Regions from separate parts of the Mus musculus genome. Here region 1 is linked to region 2. A link is a loop called in an ENCODE intact Hi-C map of the cell type or tissue named here. Cell type or tissue: left cerebral cortex. All regions are shown on one strand. Links, peaks and the distances in the headings refer to the core of each region. The heading gives the core; the rest is flanking DNA.

What was found. Peaks named below come from ENCODE experiments on the same cell type or tissue, not always from the same donor. Only the 100,000 strongest peaks of a DNase experiment are listed, where the experiment ranks them.
Region 1: it touches region 2 in a loop (4-fold over the local background); 2 of 42 quality-filtered maps call a loop at or near these places.

The regions. Positions count from the first base shown.
Region 1 is chr3:8,508,423-8,519,976 of GRCm38, forward strand. Stmn2 (stathmin-like 2) reads left to right here and starts at 1,105. Exons shown (of 5, transcript NM_025285.2): 1 at 1,105-1,208. The coding sequence starts at 1,190. In left cerebral cortex, for the core only: a CTCF peak has its summit at 5,450 (motif pointing right); DNase peaks (open chromatin) are centred at 3,633, 5,415 and 6,783; H3K4me3 peaks cover 1,880 bases; H3K27ac peaks cover 1,751 bases.
Region 2 is chr3:8,045,975-8,057,528 of GRCm38, forward strand. No RefSeq gene overlaps it. Among named protein-coding and RNA genes, the nearest start is that of 1700010I02Rik, 97 kb to the left of the region's middle. In left cerebral cortex, for the core only: no CTCF peak of the experiment used is centred there; a DNase peak (open chromatin) is centred at 5,391; H3K27ac peaks cover 255 bases.

The DNA.
Region 1 (11,554 bases), core at 3,481-8,480, 460 kb after region 2:
CTCTGAGATGGAAGTATCTCTTTCTTGCTATTTTTAAATCTCAACCACAATTCCTACATGAGTTTAGGCTGATACAATGTCAGTACAGTAGAGTTCAATCCTGCACATCAAAAGTTCCATGAACACAGGTCCAAAAAGTATCCCTGATGCTGTGTCTCCAGTGCTCTGCACATGCTCAGAAAATATAGGAATTGAGAAAGAATGGACATTTGCTAAATGTTTTTTGAAGTGAACGAATGAATGAGTGAATGAGTGAATACCTTGTTTATAATGTTTCAAAGTTCATTGCACTTCATAGTGCTTAATCTGACTGTGAATGCAGGAAAAATCACTCCTTGTCCAAGTTCGTGTGCTTTCTTGCATCATGTCCTTAGATGGAACTTACATCTCTGCCCAGGTAGCCAACAGTCCTCTCCTCTATGCTAAAGGGAGGAAAAGACAGCCACCCTCCCTCTGTTATAAGACCCTCCTGAGATCATGCACTCTGGAGCCCAGCTATGCTAGAAAGAAAGACCAGTAGCCCAGGCCATTTCTGAGCTGCCACCACAGCCAGACATGGGTTGGTTTGGGAATTCCATCATATATTAGGGAGGCCAGGATTCACCAAGGGCAGGGCCAAAGGTAAAAGAGAAAATAAGAAACACTGGTAACACAAGCTTTAAACAGATTTTTCCAAAACTCAGCACACTGGGGTGGGTTCTCAGGCCCCTGAGTCTATTCCTTCTCTGTGCCAATCTATGCAATGACACATGTTTGAGCAAAGTATAGCCTCCTGGGTACAGGTAAGCACAGCCCAGTCCTTAGCTCCAAGGAGGCTTCCAGGCTAAGGCACCACTCCACTTGGACTGTACTATTGGGCTCCAAAATGGGGGGGAGCTTCCAGACAAGGACTGATTTCCATTTCAAACTGCATTCTGGTACTTTGTACTCCAGCACCATTGGCCGATCAATATTTAATGCTTGGAGATTCTCACTCTGCGGGAGTCATGTCAGGGGACCCTGAGAGCCAATCTGCTTGAGCTTCTGCGTGATAATTATTCATGGGCTCCTGCCTCTTGCTCTTTCTCTAGCACGGTCCCACTCTGCAGACTCAGTGCCTTACTCAGACTCCTCTCTCGCTCTCTCCGCGGCTACAGCTGGACCCTTCTCCTTTGCCTTCGCCACCACTCCGTGCGTGCACATCCCTACAATGGCTAAAACAGCAATGGGTAAGAATCGCGTTTTGCTCCCCACGGGCTCTATCTGGAGCCAATCTCTCCCTTTCTCTCTCGGATCTCTAAAGACATTAAAAGATATTTTATAAAGGGAAAGACATTCATGACAGGAACCGGGAAAGGTTGGAGGGAGCTCTAAGAGACCAAAGGGGGAAGGGTGTCTTTGAAAAACTAAAGTAAATGGTTTCTTTTTAAAAGATAGAAGCAGGTAAGTTTTCCTCCAATGGGTAGGAATTTTATTCTGCTTCCATATTTAAAACTAAAGTGTCCATCAGAGGGGAGGGGGCTACCTTAACGATTTGCCTTTAGTGAGGTGAAGGGACATTTCGGAAAGTGGTTTTGAACGTCCTATATTTATTCTGTAGTTTAAAAAGATAATAGGGACAGGAAGGGAGTGATGTTGGAATAAAAGAGAAAATGCAAAGTCAAAGCGGTCCCATCCTGGAGGTTTGAGAGAGGAGTGGGAACGGGGGAGGGGAGTGGGCACATTTAATGGTATTGTCTATCTTGGAAAAACCACTAGTCTTGGGGCGCGGTGCGGGGAGGTAAGGCGGCCGGAGGGGTGGGGTAGGACCTTAGCTCCTTTGTTTTAGGAAGAGGGAGGGGAAACAGGAGGAGGGCGTGGAGGGCGCGGGTGGGCAGCTGCAGGGGCGGGAGAGCGTGCGCGGCAGGGAGGGGTAAAGGGACCTGGCTTCCCAAGGCGCCGGGGTGGGGTTTCTTTGTGTGTGAAGCAATGGTGGGAGTGTGGGGGGGGGCACCTGCAGCGCTGGGCATACTATGCGGACAGCCCCACCCTGTGCAGAGTCAAGCTGTCCCCACCCGGACCCAGCTCCACACCCTCAGTAGAATGGGGGCCTAATGGGGAGCTCAGCACAACACTGAAAAACCCAACCCTGCGGGAACGGCAGAGCCCCGCCACGCCCCACTCACTCATTAGCAGCCTGCGTGCCTGACCTGACCGCTAACCTCAGCCGCTCCACCCTGGCCTCATTGTTCTTCGTTAACATATTTTTCAGAACCACATTAAATAGGATATTTAAACATAGTGGCAAAAAAAAAATCAAAAAAGGGAAAGAAGCAGGGGGTGGGGGAGCTATTCTGAACTCCTTGGGTCATTTCGGGGGGAGGGGAGGGGGCAATTAGGGAACCTAGAAGGGTATACAGAAAATAATACAGATAAAGATGTGTAAGGGTGACATAAAGCAAAAGAGGTCAAGGTCTTTAAGATGAGCCTCGTGCAATTTCAATTTTGTGGGTCAGACGGAGCCAAATCTGTAAAACCGCAATAGAGTCCAGTCTAGATCCAGTGCCATCGTTCCGAAAAGGTCCTGTGCTTGTTTCCCTAGGGTAGACAGCCTGGGAGGGGCCTGCACTGGGGAAGCGGCTAGAACCACACACACACACACACACACACACACACACACACACACACACACACTAGATCGAGCTACTGATGCAGAGCAGGAAAAAGGATATGGACTGGCTCCACCCTGCCCTGCCCCACCCTGTCTGCGGAGCCCTGAAGACTCAGGCTCCAGGCTGGCTCCCACGAACTTGGGTGGGGCTGCTGAACAGTCTGCAGTCCGGGCACCCCTCTTTCTAGCCCCGCCTTCCAGAACAGCCCCAAACCCCTCAGGGTGTGCACACATCTGCCCAGGCTCAGGGTCGCAGGACTAAGCCCCTCCCAGCGGATAGAGGCTGTGCAGAAAGGCGAGCCAAGCCTGGCCGCACAAAGACGCAGCCGCGCCCTGCTGGGCCCCTGGACCACAGAGGTGACCCCCTTCCCTGTGGTTCGGGAAGGTGTCCTTGCCCATGCAGAATCCAAGGACCTTTTTCCCAAGCCCAAGCCCATGGCCTTGTGTTCTGGGATAGAGACCCCACTGAGGGTCCTCCAATGGGGCGTGGCTCGACCCCACCCCTCGTTGCTACAACCAAAGCCAGTGAGCTTGGGGAGCAAGCACGTGGCGATCGCGCGTGGACCCGGGCCAGCCCTGCAGCTCTCGCCTTCCTCTCGGAACTGGGCTCTCGCCCCCACAGAGTATCCCAGGAGAGGGTTCTGCGCAGTGTCCTGAGCTACTCTCGGTTGCCACAATTTGCTATCAAGTCGCTTGTCCAGAAGGGTTCTGATGGGGTTTGGGGAGATTTTCCTGCTCTGTCTGTCCCACGGAGAGGTTTCAGCTGCAGACGACTGGCTAGTTACTCCTTGTGACCAGAATTGTGATTCCTTAGAAATCATCATGATTATTAGTCCAAGACTCACTTATCTCCTCTTAAGTCTCATTTGTTCAAAAAGTATGCTGGTCCCTTTTGGTACCGATTAACCCCTTGCCACTAATCTTCCTGATCATCTTTGCCAACCTCCATCCTCTTCCCATACACAACCACAAAACAATTCTATCTGCTTCTGTCCATTTCAGTTTCTATAAAGCAGATGCATTTTGACTTCCCGTTGCTGTGTTGTATGTTCTTGTGGGTGGGATGTGTGCGCTGGTACTTGCTAAGGACAGCCTATGCACCAGATGATCGCTGGGAAATTCTCCACAGAGAATTGTTTTTGTTTCAATGGGCAAAAATTATATATAACTGAGATGTTATGCCCCTCCACAAGAGGATACAACACATACATACATACATACATACATACATACATACATACATACATACATACGTTTATGCACGCATTTTTTATTGTTTCCCCCCAAAAATTCCTCTTCCAAGTGCTTTTTGATACAGTCTCAATTCTACCCAGAAAAACGGATCGTAAAATGGTGACCACCAACCAATGAAACTCCCACCCCACAGATGACAGGTGCCAAGGTCCCTTCTGCCATAATTAGACCGCACTTGTGAAAGTGAGAAGAGACATTACCTCCGCAGTGAAAAGGGTGCCGTTTTGGGTTTTGTTTTTTTTAAAGCATCCCATTGCAAAGGGTAATCAATTAATCTGCAAGGACAGTGCTTTTTCTCCTGATTCATTAAACAATCTATGTATTCAGCATGTTTGCTCTAAGTACATATTGTACCGCCCATTATCTTCTCAAATGGGGGCACAGTATAAACTAAAGCATAAACAATTAGAAATAAAAAATAGAAGATTTTACCAGGATTTCAGGGGGGAAATAAAGAAATAAACGGAGCTTGATAATCAATTACAAATATCTAAGTCATACTCGTAGAGTGGGTGGCAGTAAGCAGGGTTCTGCCCTGTGAAGCACATCGTCAGGCTCTGGAACAATGATGTCTATCATTGAATCTGTGGTGTTTGCCTGCACATGTTAAAAATCTATGAGGAAAAGCATGTTTTTAAATGACCGTTAAGATTCGATTCGTTGTAGATTGAAAAATTAAATTCTAGACCTCTGTTTCATCAAAATTCCTAGCAGTTTTGCACTGACTTACTTACAAACAGATTTGTGGGTTGTTTATTTTTTATGAGAGCCATTGCTTCTTCATTAGACATTTTTTTTTCTATAGGATTTCACTTCTGGCATTTAAATGTTACCATTACTTTTTATTTAAAATTTTAATCGCTTATGGATAAATAGTAATTTGGAAAAATAAACATTAGGTCATTTGGCACGATATGCCTTTCATCAAATATCTGTCAGTTTAAAAAAATGCTGCAAGAAGTTCCATTTTATGTAGACTCAGAACATGCCCTCTCGGGATGCTGGTTCACATAATAAAATAGTTTCCTTTTGTAACTTAGAATCAAAATAGTTACTTGGTTCTGAGTTGATTTTATATCTATCAAGCAAGATTTTTGCATAAAACCCAGATGACTAACTATAAAATAGAAGATGAATCCATATTGTCTTTTCAATGATAAATATAGTACATCTTTAGGGAAATTGCTGTTATTCTGTCCATGGATGCTTTTATTCCCTTAACTGAGATAAAATGTATGTTCGTGTCACTCCAGTAGCTAGTTGTTTGTGAAAGGCTAAATAAAATTGGTCTCAAAGCATGTGGCAGCTAGCTGCACAAACCCAGACCTGGGTGTGGTCAGCCCCACAGGGATAGTTAATCCGAAGCAGCTTCCCACCAGGTTTTTTGTTTGTTTGCTTGTGTTTGTGGAAAAACACGCACTGTTGTTACGATGTAATCTGTAACATTGTATGAATGTCTGATCCACAGAAAACACTCAAACCCAAATGCTTCCAGAACCGAAGCTATTTGCCTCCTAGTTCTTGCAATTGGGAGACCATGGAGTCTGCACTAACTTTTCACACCACTAGAGGGCAATCAATGTCTCTATGATTGATTTTAACCAGGCTACAAACGCTAACTGCTAAAAATAAATAAATAAAATAAAATAAAAAGTTTTCTTTTATTGGAATCATTCGATTGTTGATTTAATAGAATAATGCCATGCTTTGCTCTTGTGAATGAGAAGGGCATGCACATATCTACAGTGGGATGAGAGATTGCAATCTACAAGTTGGCAGAGCCCCGATAATTAGTCCCTCATGATCTTTTTTCCAGTTCCATTACAGCATAATTATTATATCATTTATGTTACTTCTGGGGTTGTATGGTACATAAATGGTAGAAAATGTCAGTAGTAATAGCAAAATTATTTAGAAACAGATGTTTTAATTTGTAAGTAAAGACATAAATTAAAACCATTGTTTACTGATTCATTTATTTAAATATGCCCCATGCTAGGAACAGCTCTAATGTCAGAAGCTCCACCCTTAAAGGAAACTGCAAAAAACAAAACAAAAAGTGAGTGAAGCAGGCAGGAAAACGTGGTCCTGAGGAGGTGTGGCCAGCCTGGCAGCAGCTGCTCTCCATCTTCCCTAAGGATACCTTTTCAAACCAAATCTAATGGGATTTCCATCCAATTGTTGTGCATGTTCAACAGTTATGATTTATATATGACATATTTATAAATATATACAATTATACTTGATAATTGTTGGGAAATGACAGAAAATGGCCTTAAAACCTTCAGGAGTTTTACTAGTATAGTAAATAACTGATACCAATTTTAAAGAAAAAGAAATATATGAGTATAAATTAATTGTAATGATTATCAAAGAAAATCGTTTCAATGTTCAATAGAAGGGAAATTATTTTTTATATACTTTACAAAACTATAATTTACCTTTAAGGTGTTTAATACTATCATGTAAATATGTTTCTCAAACTCTAGTTCAGTTCTCATTGCAGTTTAGATTCTCTGAGGTATGACTGAGGGAAGAGGCGCCTTCAACTCTGACAACCTGCACCCTGATGCCAATTCCAGCCATCAAGTTACCACTGTTAAAATAGAGCGATGATGAGCATGTGCCCCTCAGAGGAAGTCCACTGTCCTGATGAGCATGTGCCCCTCAGAGGAAGTTCCACTGATGATGAGCATGTGCCCCTCAGAGGAAGTTCCACTGTCCTGACTTTTAAATCTGTGGCAATGGATTACAGAATATTTCACTTCCAAACTCATATGCATAGGGATTTGATTCCTCTGAGGATATGTATTCTGTGCCATCACTCTCTCTTAATTAGATTGTTTAAAATATATTTATATTACAGGACTCAACAGAAGGCCTTTGAGGAAAATGGTGGGAGAAATAAGCCTGGCTCTGTGAATATGTGTGTGGGTGGGTGGGTCTGTGACTCAGTTAAGAAAAATAGGGGACTTTCAGGATAGCATTTGAAATGTAAATGAAGAAAATATCCAGAAAAAATTGTTAAATAAAAAAGAAGGGATAATATATAATATGATATTACTGTCACTTACAAATGATACACAGAACAGAAGTTAAAACCAGAACCTTTTAGATGCAGGATAATGCACAAATTACTAGACACTTAACTCCATATGGGGAAGAAAGGAAAACAGGTTAAAATCATACTGAAGTTAGTGTATGTGCATAGATAGTACTTACCAAATTATTCCAACAGAGCATTTAATCCTAGATGTTGCATGAAAAAATATTAAGCATTCACTGGGTTATAAGGAATTCACTAGGTATGACCCTATTTTGGAAAACAGATTAGGTTTGGTATGGTGGTGGCTCATGCCTGCAAATCCCATCACTCAAGACCTAAAGGTAGGAGGGTTTTAGGTTCAAGGTCAACCGGGGCTATACTGTGAGACTCTAATTTAAGCCAAATAAGTAAATAATTTTGCTACTTTCTTAAGTCAATAAAGAACCTCCATTATTCATCATTACTCCTCTAAGGATGTTGGTCTAGAAGGGGAATAAATAGGTCATCAAGGAATATCATTAAAAAGATCATGTATCCGTCTCCCTGTGCAGTGAGTGGCAGGGCAGAGACATGATACACTTCTGGAAACTCTGTCCTGCAGCAATGATACTAAACACACAATGTCTCAAAGACAGCGTTAAAACCAGGATCCCAAATAACAATTGGCCCAGGCGGTTGGTAGACTACAGGGACAGCCCAGAACTGCAGTAAGGTTATCTTTTGTTTGTTGTTTTCAGTGGGTTATTCCAGGACTTTCCAGGTCTCTGGAAGCTGGAAACCCTTAGATTGGTAGTTCTCAACCTTCCTAATGCTACCACCTTTTAATACAGTTGTGGTAACTGTACATTGTGGTAACCCCTAATCATAAAATTATTTTGTTGCTACTTTATAACTGTAATTTTGCTACTATTACTAATCATAATGTAAATATCTGCTATGCAAGATGTCCGATATGCAGCCACCCCCTAAAGGGAATGGTTACACATAGGTTGAGAACGTCTATTTTACATTGTTATAGTTGCTAATCTCTTGTTTTGTTTGGTGGTTGTTGTTTTTGTTGTTGTTGTTGTTTCTGTTACTGTTGTTGCTGTTGTTTTATTTTTAAGAAAGCAATGCTAAGACAGCATGGCAGAGGTTGTGTGTGAATGGTTAATCCTGGAAGTTTTAGAAATAAAAATTAGAGATAATAGAAATGTAAACTGAACACATGAACAAGAATATGTTAGTTCTGTAATAACAATTTTACTGCAGTGTTGCTTTAAGAATCATTGTTCTTAGATGCAGACAAACTGCATCTTTTAATCCTTGCATCCACCCCAGGTATTTAATTTTAATCTTTAGTTTATGAAAGAAACTTAAATCTAAAAGAAATACAGCCTAGGCATCTACATTTAATAAGACTATATATTATTTCAAGTCTATCTTACTAGTTCAAAAGCAAACGCGCAGGAGAGAGCTGTGGGAAAGCTCTGACTCCCTTGTGAGAATTTTTTAATTATCTTTAATAAAAGAATCTGGCCCTGTCATTTGTCAAGGAGACATTTGCAGCAGTAAAGCCAGTGTTTATAATAACCCATTTTCATTAGTCATGATTAAAGATAACATTTTGTGTACATTTGTTATTAATTGATGCATCTCGGCACTCCTGGCACTGGTCACCCGGACTACGCATGTCTGAGATTTGTGCCTGAGAGAAGGCACATGGATGCTGTAAAACAGAGCAAAATCCTTAGCAAAGTTTTTTATTTACAATTTTGTTTACCTTGGGGAAATTATAAGTTCCAAAATCTGTCTTTGATATAAAGCAGGTGAGTAATAGGGCTGATTTGTTTCAGTGATAGACTGTCTGAGTTTCCCTCTTTGCTGGGTCATTTGCAGAGCCTTCAGAAGTTCCCACTTAACAATCGTCCTTCTGCAACCATTATACTTGGGGTCTTAAAGTCTGTGCTATTTTCTCTGTTGTCCAAGAACTAAGGAACAACAAATGGTTGACACTGTGAGCCACCGAATGTCCTTCTATCAAAATGAACATAATTGGGTGCAATCTCTTTAAATCTTTTCTCCAAAATACATTTTACAACAAATATTCTGAAGTCTACACTAAATTTTGATTAGTAATTACCTTGTTTTTAAAAATATTTTTCTATATTGACATCAGTAACAAAGTTTCATTTCTATCAAATAAAATTGCTCACAGTTAACCTAGTTGTTTTCCAGCTGAATTCCTTAGTAACAGAAACCGAACTTCCATGGGAGATGGGGTGGGGGGGCTAATTGATAAGATATGTTGACTTAGAAAATTGAGACCAGGATACACCACCTCTGGTATCAGGGAGTACCAGACTGGTGGCAGCCTCCAGGAACGCGCCTCGGGACGCAGTTCAACATGCAGCAATTTGTTTTATTTCCAATACAAATATCTATTGCCATTCTGTAACTCTGATAGCAAGGCTGCAGCTGTGGTTATCCCCTCCTGATTACCACAGTGCAAACGTGAAAATTACTGCAGTCAATTAAAATCTCTGTGGCAGATCACAAAACCCACACTGCTGTCTCTCAAAAAATTGTTTCTCCTTTCTCCTTCAATCAGAATTCTTCAATTCTTCCTTTTATAATTTTTTAGAAAAAAAAAAGCAGATAAGCCCAGAAGATTAGAAATTGTTTGGGTTCTGCTTGTTTTGTTGTGTTGTGTTTTGTTTTGTTTTGTTTTGTTTTGTTTTGTTTTGTTTTGTTTTTTAACAGATGTCTCAGCAGTTAAGAGCACTGGTTGCATTCCTAGGGGACCCAGGTTCAATTCCCAGAACCCACAGGAAGGCTAACAACTCCAGTACTAGAGGGATCCAATGTCCTCTTCTGGCCTCTTCAGGCACTAGACACACAGGTTGAACACAGACTGACATGCATACAAAACACCCATACACATAAACCAAGTATCTTTTTTTTTTTAATTAGACAGTATAACCTGTCTACATGAGAAAACATTTCAAAAAACATTCATTTGTTCCAAACGTCCTTTTTTTTAATGTTCTTTTTTTTAATTGGGTATTTATTTCATTTACATTTCCAATGCTATACCAAAAGTCCCCCACCCACCCACTCCCACTTCTTGGCCCTGTCTTTCCCCTGTACTGAGGCATATAAAGTTTGCACGACCAATGGGCAGCTCTTTCCACTGATAGCCAACTAGGCCATCTTCTGATTCATATGCAGCTAGAGACACAAGCTCCGGGGGCGGGGGGGGGGGGGGGGGTACTGGTTAGTTCATATTGTTGTTCCACCTATAGGATTGCAGATCCCTTTAGCTCCTTGGGTACTTTCTCTAGCTCCTCCATTGGGGGCCCTGTGATCCAATAGCTGACTGTGAGCATCCACTTCTGTGTTTGCTAGGCCCCGGCATAGTCTCACAAGAGACAGCTCTATCTGGGTCCTTTCAGCAAAACCTTGCTAGTGTATGCAATGGTGTCAGCGTTTGGAAGCTGATTATGGGATGGATTCCCGGATATGGCAGTCTCTAGATGGTCCATCCTTTCGTCACAGCTCCAAACTTTGTCTCTGTAACTCCTTTCATGGGTAAAGTTTTGTTCCCAATTCTAAGAAGGGGCAAAGTGTCCACACTTTGGCCTTCATTCTTCTTGAGTTTCATGCGTTTAGCAAATTGTATCTTATATCTTGGGTATCCTAAGTTTCTGGGCTAATATCCACTTATCAGTGAGTACATATTGTGTGAGTTCCTTTGTGATTGGGTTACCTCACTCAGGATGATGCCCTCCAGGTCCATCCATTTGCCTAGGAATTTCATAAATTCATTCTTTTTAATAGCTGAGTAGTACTCCATTGTGTAAATGTACCACATTTTCTGTATCCATTCCTCTGTTGAGGGGCATCTGGGTTCTTTCCGGCTTCTGGCTATTATAAATAAGGCTGCTATGAACATAGTGGAGCATGTGTCCTTCTTACCAGTTTGAACATCTTCTGGATATATGCCCAGGAGAGGTATTGCGGGATCCTCCGGTAGTACTATGTAAGATAGAGAATTGACAAATGGGACCTCATAAAGTTGCAAAGCTTCTGCAAGGCAAAAGACACCGTCAATAAGACAAAAAGACGACCAACAGATTGGGAAAGGATCTTTACCTATCCTAAATCAGATAGGGGACTAATATCCAATATATAAAGAACTCAAGAAGGTGGACCCAGAAAATCAAATAACCCCATTAAAAAAGCTGCATATGTATCAAAAGATGGCCTAGTCGGCCATCACTGGAAAGAGAGGCCCATTGGACATGCAAACTTTATATGCCCCAGTACAGGGGAATGCCAGGGCCAAAAAGTGGGAATGGGTGGGTAGGGGAGTGAGGGGGAGGGCATGGGGGACTTTTGGGCTAGCATTGGAAATGTAATTGAGGAAAATATGTAATAAAAAAATGAGTCTCAGAGCTAAACAAAGAATTCTCACCTGAGGAATACCAAATGGCTGAGAAGCACCTTAAAAAGTGTTCAACATCCTTAATCATCAGGGAAATGCAAATCAAAACAACCCTGAGATTCCACCTCACAGCAGTCAGAATGGCTGAGATCAAAAATTCAGGTGACAGCAGATGCTGGCGGGGATGTGGAGAAAGAGG
Region 2 (11,554 bases), core at 2,902-7,901:
AAAGATCCATCACAGTATGCTTACTAATAAGTTCAATTCAATTCAATTCAATAAATATTCACTGGATGTTTAGCATGTGATGTGACTGTTCTAGAGACAATGAAATGAAAATAAATGCAAAGAAAAAAATCAGAGATTCAGTATTTCATAATGTAAGAAAGATCTTCAGTAATTGCATTGTATAGTCTATAATTAGATATTGAGATACAAGATTTCATTGATAAAACTAAGTAACTGGGTAACTTGTGGAGTCTGGCATGACTTTCTTGGGAACTCACACTTGAATCTGTAGATGTTTACAAGGCAACTGGGGCATGATGGCTGGGGCTGAGGGCTGTGGGCTGGGGCTATGGCTTGGTTGGGGCTGGGAGCTGGGAGCTGGGGGGCTTGACACTCTGATTGCTACAAAATGATGAAAAAACCTAAGCTGCATGGATAGAAAGCTGAAAATAATGAAAGACAGGATTGCCAGCAATCTTTTCACTCTTCTTATTTAGTGATTACAGGCTCCCTGGTACTCAAATAATATAGAGGTTTAGGTCTCACCCTGAAGGTGCTGTCCGTGGTACTGCTACAAAGCTGAAAACAACGAGGCCATCCAATATGCCTGAACAAGATCTGGGAGCACACACATGCATGCTCGTGCATGTACACACAAACACACACACACACACACACACACAAAACCAAGGTACAGTACATTATATGTATCTATCTCTTAAGGCCTTTCAAGGGAGCTAAGGAGATTGTAGTTCAATTACAGGATGCACACCAGGCAACTTGCAGCTGCATATAGTCTCAGCTCAGGGGATCAGACCCAGTTGCCTAGCTTCCATAGGCACTCACACATACACATAAATATAAATAAAAGCCCTTTTGAAATAAGCCGTCAGTATACTTTTATAATTTGGTGGAAAACCATGGAATAAGTATGAAAGCTATCAAACAGCCTCCGTGACCATCATCCACTGTGGTGCTTTCAAAACTGGAACATATGAAATATATGGAGAGCTTTTAAACTATTAAATCCAGATTTTCTTTGGAATAATTAACTTAGAATCTCTGGAGGAAAAACTCCACTAATGGGTATTTTCCAAGGATCTTGAGATAATTCTAATAAGCATTCAATGACCACCAAAGGGAATCTGAATTCAAATGTGGAAATATCTATTACATGTGCAAAGTAAATTATTGGTTAAGGTATTACTAAAGTATTTATGGTATCAATACATACATCTATCTTTGCCAATGGTAGGTAAATAATATTATGTGTGTACAACCATTCAGAAGTAATAAATGTATGTTATAATGTGCTTTATAAGGTATTAATTTTAGGTACATATAATAGATATCCAAATAATTTTAGAATATCTTATATTTCAGATATGTTGAAAGTGCAGAGAGAATATCTTGTGTATTGTATGGATGCATCACCTGTCAACTACAAATCCTAAACCTATGGTTTAAACAGGAAATAGAGGTGAGAAATACAGAAGAAAAAAGAATTCTGAGATAGAATCAGGTGGCAGATTGTTCTGGGAAAATGTAAAGAAATGGACACAAGGTACCTGAGCAGAGGCAACCAGCTATGTGCGGGAATGTAGGTTAAAATCAGTGTGCTATCTTTATTCATCATCTAGTAAAAGAAGGGCCTAGTGAATGGCCAAGGTATTTTAAATATGTTTTAAATCTGAGTCTTATTTCTGGGAGCATGGTGCTGGGAGGAAGAACTGGGACCTATCTTCTACAGAAAAAAAATGTATATTTGGATGGGTTGGAATGTAGGGAGGATCATATAAGAGTTGGTGAAGAGGAAATTGTAATCAGAGTATACTGTACTAGAAATAATCCTTTGCTAATTAGAGAGAAATGAGAGAGAGAGAGAGAGAGAGAGAGAGAGAGAGAGAGAGAGAGAGAGAGAGGTTTGACTCATCTAAAGCCATAAAAATTTAAGAATTTCAATACACAGCAAATTGTATTTCATATCTAGGACAAAGTTGGCTCTTTAACGCATGTCTTCTGGGAAGGCAGAGAAATGTCACTCTTCCCATAGTACATTATTAAACAGTTTAACTGTAAAAAATTTTTAAAACCTATTAAAATTGTTGAATAACATCCAGTTTATGTATCTTATTAACAATAAACTATAATTTCCCATCAGTTACTTTACCAGTGAATATGTTTTCAATGACGATAGTTTTAATCACGGTTTCTTCAGACTGGGAGAAAGCTGCCACGAGTGTTTGGCTTGCATGCATAAGGGCCTGACGTGGATCCATAGGTCAGGTGGAGGACTACTGATTTAGTCTGATGATAAACTCACAACTAATAAGATTCTCCCTGTGTATCTTAAAGATAAGTAAAACCAGTATTCAGAGGAGAGAGATTAATACACAAATCTTATTACTGTTGTTACTGTAAGTCACAAGTGGAGAATGCAATCTGAATGAAAATCTATTAACTAGGCCTGGATCTTCCCTAGAAGAAATGCCTCGTTCATAGCAGAGACATTTATACCTCTTTGGCAAAGTATAGCAGGCAAGAATAAACATGTATAAATACATCTTCAATGTTCACTTGTCCTGAGGCATGAGGTTTAGATCCTACCCACTATCATAAAAACATGTAATATCTAAAAATTTCAATTTTATTTAAAGTATAAAATATTTAATCTAAACATCATTTCACATAAAATGAGAATAGGGGAAATCTTAGCTATGGAATTATACCACGGCAGATAGTTAATGGTTATGTGACTCATCAACTTTTACATAAATGCAATCCCCATCAACAGCTAATAAGGAAATCTTTTTCATGTCTGATACAATTATTAGGGATTATTTGTTGGAATTTTATTTTTGCTCTTAGTATTTTCTTTTTCCAAAACTGTTCCTGCAAAGGCTCCTGCTTAATAATCATAGCCACACACCCAGTGGCTGGGTTCCTAGCATGCAAGTAATGCTACAGCCTACACAGGAGCTTACTTTACCTGCACTCTATCCTGGTTTTAATGTACTATGTCTTCACTGGATCCAAATCAAGATAATTAAAGTGACACATTCAGTCTGCAACTGTGTCAAATGTGTCTGTAATCTAGTGGACTAATAGAATGAATCTATTTGTTAACATAATGCCATCAAAAACAAATGATATGTTTACATGGAACATGGGTACCATGAGGAACTGTGATGTGTACTTCCTCACTGAGTCATACTGGTCTTTCTACAATAGCCACTTGACTGATGTCCCTATTAATGTCCTGTTTATGAGGAGAATTACTGAAATGAACAACCTATATAAGATGAAAATTTGTGGTCTCCTAACAGGCTGGTTTCATTTTAATTCCCAGTGATTGACTCAAGTTTTTTAAGAAATCTCTTGTTTGTAAAATAAATAAATAAACAATTAAGTTTAAGAAATCATAGGGAATAAAATAAAAAGAATACTAAACATACTTCTTGTTTAAATATCTGTGTAAAATCTGATATTTACATTTTATGTAAACATCAAGGATAAATAATTTAGGGGAAAGAAAAAAGGAAAAAAGGAGGAAGGGAGGAATGGAAGGATTAAGAGAGGGAGAAAAAGAGGGAGAGATGGAGGAAAAGAAAGAAGGAAAGTGGCCCAAGAAAGAGATATAAAGTTGAATGGAGAGTATCAAAAACTGGTTTGCTAGCATTTGCTAGAAGAATCATAACCTGTTAGAAAGAGGTTCATAAAGTGAACCTGAAATTAAAAATAAACGTGCAAATTCAGAAAGCAAAATGTGTCATAGCATAGAGCAAAGACCACATTCAAATTAAGTGAAGTCTACACATCCAAAGGTTTCCTGCTTCACTGGACAGATAATGAATAATGGAACAATTAGCCTAGGGCATGGATAAGTTCATTTCAAAAGTGCACTGGGTAAGCTGGCTACTACTTTATCCTCATCAGCCAGGCTTCTCACTTATCAGCCCAGTCTCATCAACAAGGACCTGAAAGACACTGACACAAGAAAAGGCAAACCTGGGTGACTGCATGTAGATGGCTTAAATTCAAGCCTCATGTTTTATTTATCAAGGTTCAAGTGATAAAAATTTAAGGGCACTGTCAAGTGAGGCAGATAGATGGCTTTAAAAGCCTTGGGCATTGCTGCCTCTCTGTGCCTTCTGCTTTCCTGAGCAGGGTCATTTAACCTCCAGATTCCACTCTTCATAATAAAAAGTCCAATTTACTTCCTCAATATGACCTACTGGAGAAATAGTAAAAGTGATTAAAAAGGAGTTTTCAAAATAACGTAAGTGCTTCATCATACTTAAAATCAGAGTGCACACAGTTTCAGACTTTTAAGAAAGCATGAAGCCATTTTAAAATATTAGGCATTATGTGTGTGTAGTGGGTAATCTTTATTGTCAACTTGATTGAAATACTGCCTACCTAGCTTAGTAGATCACATCTCTGGTTTGTCTCTGGAAATAGTATCAGGAACAATTCAGAAAGAAGATCTATCTAAATATTGGTGGGACCACAGCCAGATGCTCATAAGGAGGTTATTGACATCTTAGAACATAAGGAGAGTTAACATCATCCCCATTGTCTTTGCTTCTGGTAATCTTTCTCCTTCCTCCTTCTTCTCCTTCTTCTCCTCCTCCTTCTCCTTCTCCTCCTCCTTCTCCTTCTTCTCCTTCTTCTCCTTCTTCTCCTTCTTTCTCCTTCTTTCTCCTTCTTTCTTCTTCTTTCTCCTCCTCCTCCCCTTCTTCTTCTTCTTGATATTTTCTCTATTTACATTTAAAATGTTATTCCCTTTCTAGTTTCCCCTCCAAAAATCCCCTATTCTCTCCCCGCTCCCACTGCTCCCCAACCCACTCCTGCTTCCTAGCCCAGGCATTCCCCTATACTGGGGCATAGAACCTTCACAGGATCAAGGGCCTCTCCTCCCATTGATTACAGACTAGGCCATTCTCTGCTACATATGCAGCTAGAGCCATGAGTCCCTCCTTGTGTTTTGTTGTTGTTGTTTTGCTTCTTTGATTGGTAGTTTAGTCCCAGGGAACTTTAGGTTACTGGTTAGTTCATATTGTTCCTCCTATGGGGCTGCAAACCTGGTCATCTTTATGTCAGCTGCTGTGCTCAGCTAGGTCCTCTTTGCCCTGACTGAATGAAGCCTCTGACAATGAGAGACCGGAAAAAAATGTTTTCTTCTCTTGTGCTCAGGTACTTTGTTACTACACTAAAAAGCAGAAAACAACAATGAGATTGACAAAACAAAAACAGAAAGCAAACTAGTTTAACAAAACTGCTAAGGGCTACCCAACCCCTGGGATTGTAGTCAACAAAAATTTCATGCAGTAAATGAGACTAGAATATTTTACTGAGCATGGATGCCTGCCCAGAAGTTACTCATTTCACTGCGTGATTCTGAATCATTTTACAGATGGGAAAAGAGTTGTCTTCCAGCATGCTATCGGGAGCAGCACAGCTTAAATATAGTCAGTGGGAAATCTATGAAGTGGTTCTAACACATTTTGAAGTTATATGAAAACGAAGAAATGCTACAATGAACCTGTGTTAAGAAAAACGGTACCAGACATAAAAACAAGAAAGTAAGTCCAGGACCCTTTCCTTTGTTGCTGACAGTATACTACACAGTGGGAAATATTACTAGGCTGGATGCAGGAACACAGACTAGAGATTTAAGACTTAGATTCATGCTTCTGTAATGATGTCTTCTACATGGTTGGCTTAGGAGGTTCACTCTACACCCATTCTTGACAGCAGTCACCTTCAGCTTTTATTCCCAATCCCCACCAAGTGTTCATGTCTTTCTTGGTCCTATTTATGCCAGATATGTAATACATTGGTGGATCAGGGAGACAACTCTTGGGCTCACTTGCTGTGTGATGGCTTTACAGATTTGCTAATAGGAATAGGACTCTCAATTTCTGATATTTCTCAGGGACTTTGCTCCTTCTCTCTTCGTGTGTGTGTGTGGTGTGTGTGTGTGTGTGTGTGTGTGTGTGTGTGTGTTCAGAGATAAAGTCACATGACATGTAATCCAGCCTGGACTCTAACTTACTATATAGACAACGATAGCCTTTAACTCTTGATACTTATGCTTCTGTTTCTCACATGACAAGATTGCAGGCATGCACAACTGTGGCCAGGAGAGCTATTGAAGGAACCAGAGTCCAGAGCTCTTTTGTGATCTTGATACACCTTCAGTTATTTAGTGCTTGTCTATGGCCTTTTGCTCTCTTTCCATATCTTTATATTTTCCCTCTATGAAAATGTACAGCGTTCAGACTATCCTGACAATCCTTAGAACTAACAGCTAAAGTGCAAGGTGAATAAAAGAACAGATTCAATGTTCAAGATGCTCGAAGTCCTTTAAGGCAGGTAGTATTTGAGGGAAGATCATATGTTTTTGAATGTAAGACTCATCCTTTCTTGTAGAGTTCCTCTAGAGAAAAAAAAATTACGATCAAGTTTTTGAGCACCTAGGATAATATCCAGATACAAGCAAAGCAAATGAGATACATGTATTAAAACTGTCAAAGGACACTGTGTTTCATTAGGAAAAGCAAGTCAAAATACATTATTCAAATATGGTGGTTCTAGTTAAGAAATGTGCGTGGGGTTTTTTAAATAGGTAAGTTAGATTGTAACTGTTCCCAAAGCAAGAAATAAAAACATTCAAGATAAGATGTATAGAAATCTAGATTATCTAAATTATAAGAGCCAAACATAAAGAATATTGCATGATCTCACTTATATTGAAATATGAAAAGAATTATGGTATGATAAGGGGGGAATATAAGGTTATTTTGGTCAATGAGTACAAACCCATAGGAGGAACAACAATATAAACCAACCAGTACCCCCAGAGCTCCAGGAACTAAACCACCAACCAATGAGTACACTTGGAGGGACCCATGGCTCCAGCTGCATATGTAGCAGAGAATGGCCTTGTTGGACATCGATGGGAGGAGAGGCCTTTGGTCCTGAGAATGCTCGATGCCCCAGTGTAGGGGAATGCCAGGACCAGGAAGTGGGAGTGGGTGGGTTGGTGAGCAGGGGGAGAGTGGATGGGATAGGTTTGGTTTTTTTTTTTTTGGAGGGGGGGAGGAACCAGAACAGGGGATAACATTTGAAATGTAAATAAAGAAAATATCTAATAAAAATGAAATACAAATAAAAAGTAAGTCATTACTTTCTGATAGACTTGAGGGGTTTAATCTGAAAAATTCTATGCGAGGATATATTTTTAAAAAAAGAATGGACAAAGAAAACGTGGTATATTCTCATTTGCACAATGAAGTATCAATTGACTCTTAGAAAAAAAATGACATTGTGAAATTTTCAGGCAAATGGATGGAAATAGAGAAAAAAAATCATCCTGAGCCAGGAGACCCAGTCCCAGGTAGACAAACATGATACGTATTTACTTAAAGGGGATATTAGCTGGTAAGTAAAGGGTAATGATGCTATAAACCATAGACCTAAAGAGGCTAAATAACAAAGAGGGCTCTAGATGGGACACATGAATCTCCCTGGGAAGTGAAAATAAGATATTTTGTGGTTAGACTAGGTGCCAGTTGGCATGGGAAGAGGAGAATCAGGTAGGTGAGGCAGGGACAGAGGCAGAGAGTGCAGATTGAGATAACTGGAAACTTACTGCAGTGTAAACTTCCTGGAGCCTATGGGGTTTATCTTAGCCAGGATGCCTACTTTTTGTTTGTTTGTTTGTTTGTTTTTGTTTTTCCTTTTTTAATGACAGTGTTTAAATTAACCATTTTCTGTAACTGGTGGGACTAGGACACCAATGCAGCCAAAATTCCTTCCACCCATACTTGTCCTGTCCTGCCTACAAGATGAGCTAGAGCAATGTTGGCTCAGAGCCTTTGGGAGTGGCCAACCAATGACTTGTCTAACTTCAGAACTAAGCTAAGACAGGAAGTCTGTGCCCAACATTGCCTGAATGGCCAGAAGCCAAAAGCTGGATAGCTCAGAGACCTGGTGTAAAACCAAACACAGCTGACATTTTTTTTTTAAGTCAGTGAAAAGATTCCTTAATACATTGTTCTATTTCACAGGCTGGTGCCTGGCCACAGAGAGAATTCCTCTTGCAGATGATGGAAGCAGATGCAGAAAAGATCCACAACCAAACATTATGTGGAACCTGGGGAAGGATTATAGGATCCAGAGGGGTAGAAGACAGCAGGAAAACATGGCTTTTAGAATCAGCCAAGCAAGACCCATAAGGGCTCACAGAGACTGAAGTAACAATTATAGAGCCTTCATTGATCTGTGATAAGTCCTCCACATACATGCTGCGGTTGTTTAGCTTGGGGTTTTAGTGGAAACTCTAACACTGGAAGTTGTGATGTCTCTGACTATTTTGCCTCTTCTTCATATACTTTTTCTCTTCCTGGGTTACCTTGAACATGCTGGATTTAAGGATTTGTGGCTTCTTTTGTTGCATCTTGTTATTACATACTCAGTTGGTATCACTGGGAGTCTTATTATTTTTCTGAATGAAAACCAAGATGCAGTGAATGGAGATGGAGTATGGTATTTGAAAGAGTGAGGAAGGGAAGGCTGTGGTCGAGATGTATTATATGAAAGAATAATTAAAAGCATTTATTAACAATAAAAGTGGGAATTTTATAAATATACCTATTATGCAGTTAAGACGTGATAAAAAAAACAAAAACTCTAGAGTAAATTAAACATATATCTGAAAGTCAGGGCAAAGGATTCATCTTTTCTTAAACAATAATATGTGAGTTATCATTTTTTGTTTATTTAATTTAGACTTAAGAATTTGTCCTTGTATCCTGATGTTTTTCATCTATACCAATAAAATTAGTGGTTATAATTTATGATAATGCAGGAGGCATGGAAAGCCAAGATAACTTAGAACCAGTAACTTCCAGGCAACCAATCCCAGGAAGACCTACTTGTAGAACAAAGGACTTATAAAGACCAGTGAGGAGACACCTCACTGATCTGATCAATGCTGACAAAGCTCTGCAGATTATTCAGTGGGGTTCTTGGAGCTTAAATGAACCCTGGGTTTCTTTCAAAGCATCTCCCTAAGAGAGATGATGACTACTGAGCAAGAGGGCTGTGTTCTCAAAATGTTTATCCCATGAGGACTTCCTGCTTCTAGAAACCTTCATAACTTTTTGAAAATACACTTCTTGTTAGTACAAGGAAGTTATCTCAAGAGGAAACATGTCCTATCTTTATGTAGATCTGGAAAAGCTGTTGCATTGCCATGACAAAGCTGGCAACAGGGTGACATCCAGGGCTGTGACAAGTATAAGCCAAACATACACACCTTCCTTGACCTCCGTGTGTCAGATTTAGTAAGTGCAAAAATAGGCAGTCGTCCCCATCATCTGGTTCAGCTTTCAAGCCCAGTTCTCCAAGAGGAAATCATGTCGATTCAGTGAGCACTTCCTATGGCATGTTACTCTCCATCCAGTTAGATTAATTACAACTGTAATTAATAGCCCCACAAGGATGCCTACATTATTATTGCTCATGTGTTTGTGGGTTATTATAAGCTGACATGTCCAGAAGCATACCATAGCTTTTAAAGCAACAGAATGCAAAAATGCTGAGGACCCACCTCTGAATCCTATGATGAACACACATGCTCATTCATTTCTGATGGAGTTGTGTCCTGATAAGCTTTTCGCCAATTCAAAATAGTCTAAGTCAACAATTCATTTAATACACATATGGCACCAAATATCCTACCTTAAGTACTATAACATTGCACAGGGTATGGACAATGCTTTTCTGACTGACTGGCTTCCTGGAAGCCAAGCATCACTGAGACAAGCAGCGCTGTGACAGAGGAGCGGATTAGGTCTAGCTTAAAAGAAATAATGAAAATTCTAAACTCAAGATAATTTTGCTGAATACATTTTGTACCACCATAACATTGTAAAATCCTCATCATAACTCTGTGACTGTCTAAACATAGAAGATTGTATCATGCTCTGACAATGCATTCAGATTATTGGTCTCCCTGAAGGCCACCTCTCTTGCTAGAAATGAGTCATGGATACAAAGGGAAACAGAGATGACAAGGAAAAGCTTTTGAAATCTTTATCTTTGTGAAAACAATTGTACAACATCCGAATAGAGGGCAGGGAGGAGAGTGCTGGCCTGCCCAGATCATTGCCTAATTAATCTTAATCATTCTTTTAAAGAATGAGTCCTTCAGGAAAGTAAAATTGAACTTGCCAATCAAATAGCAAGTTGTCAAGAATGAGCAAATTGTGCTTACAAAGTAAGACACATTTGGGAAAGCAAGATGGTTCAGTGGTTAAAGACATTTACAGCTTTGCCTGATAGCCTAAATTTGGGTCTCAAGGCCCAAAGGGTAGGAGGAGAGAACTAACTTCTTCAAGTAACCTTGTAATTTTTACACATGTGTCACAGTAACACATGTATGTGTACACAGGTGCACACACACACATACACACACACACACATATATATATATATGTGTATATATATATATGTGTGTACATATATGTGTATATGTATATATATATGATATAGCAAGATATATATATGATAAAGCAAGAAATGTCTCATCTAAAGCTCCATACCTTTAGTGTGGTCAGTAAATCTTTTTTTAAAAATAGTTCGTAGCCATTTTTATTTGTTTTACTGAGGATTATTTGTTCAGGTCCTCTGTGCAATTTATTCACTTATTCATTCATTTTTAAAAAACTTTTTAATTAAAACCTTATTACATCACTTCTTCCTTTACCTTTCTTTCCTCCTTCCAACCACTCCTATGTTCCCCCTTCCTATCAATCCCATGTCTCTTCCGTAATTATGCTTAAACATAATGTGTTATCAAAATGGCTGTTCTGTGTACAGTGTCTGTTTAATGACAGAAGATGAATAGTGTCATGCTTTTCTCTTATATTGTAGGTGTGAATCAAATCTCTTATGGACAAAAAAAAGCATTGAATGAAACATCATGCCAATAGTTCAAAGTGAAATATATATATATTTCATCTTCTAGAACTACATCTTCTAGAAATCCTTTTCCTAAAACCAAGATGATCTGCCATCCTGACAAAATTTCATACAGGCTCCATCCTAGTTGGACCCTGACTTCTCTTTCCTTAAGAATATTTCCTTCAGGACTAGCCAAGAATCCATTTGATACAAGTAGAGAACAAACTCTGTGAGTTGTCCTCCAGCCTTCACATGCCCCACCATTGTATACACACACACACACACACACACACACACACACACATAATAAACAAATATAAAACTTTTATTAAAAATAAATGTACTTTATCCAACTGGTTGTCCTGTATTCTTTCTGTATACCATTGACATTTACAGGTTTAAATGATTACATTTCTTAAGTAATCCTTTGCATAAGTAGTCAAGTAGTCATTAAAAAAGATAGAACTCTTATCTCCATTACCTTGAGAGTGAAGGAATGTAATTTCTATGGATCTTAGTTATAATCCCAGTCCTTGATGAAGTTAGTTTTCCCTTTCTTTCAAGTTAGGTCAACAACTAC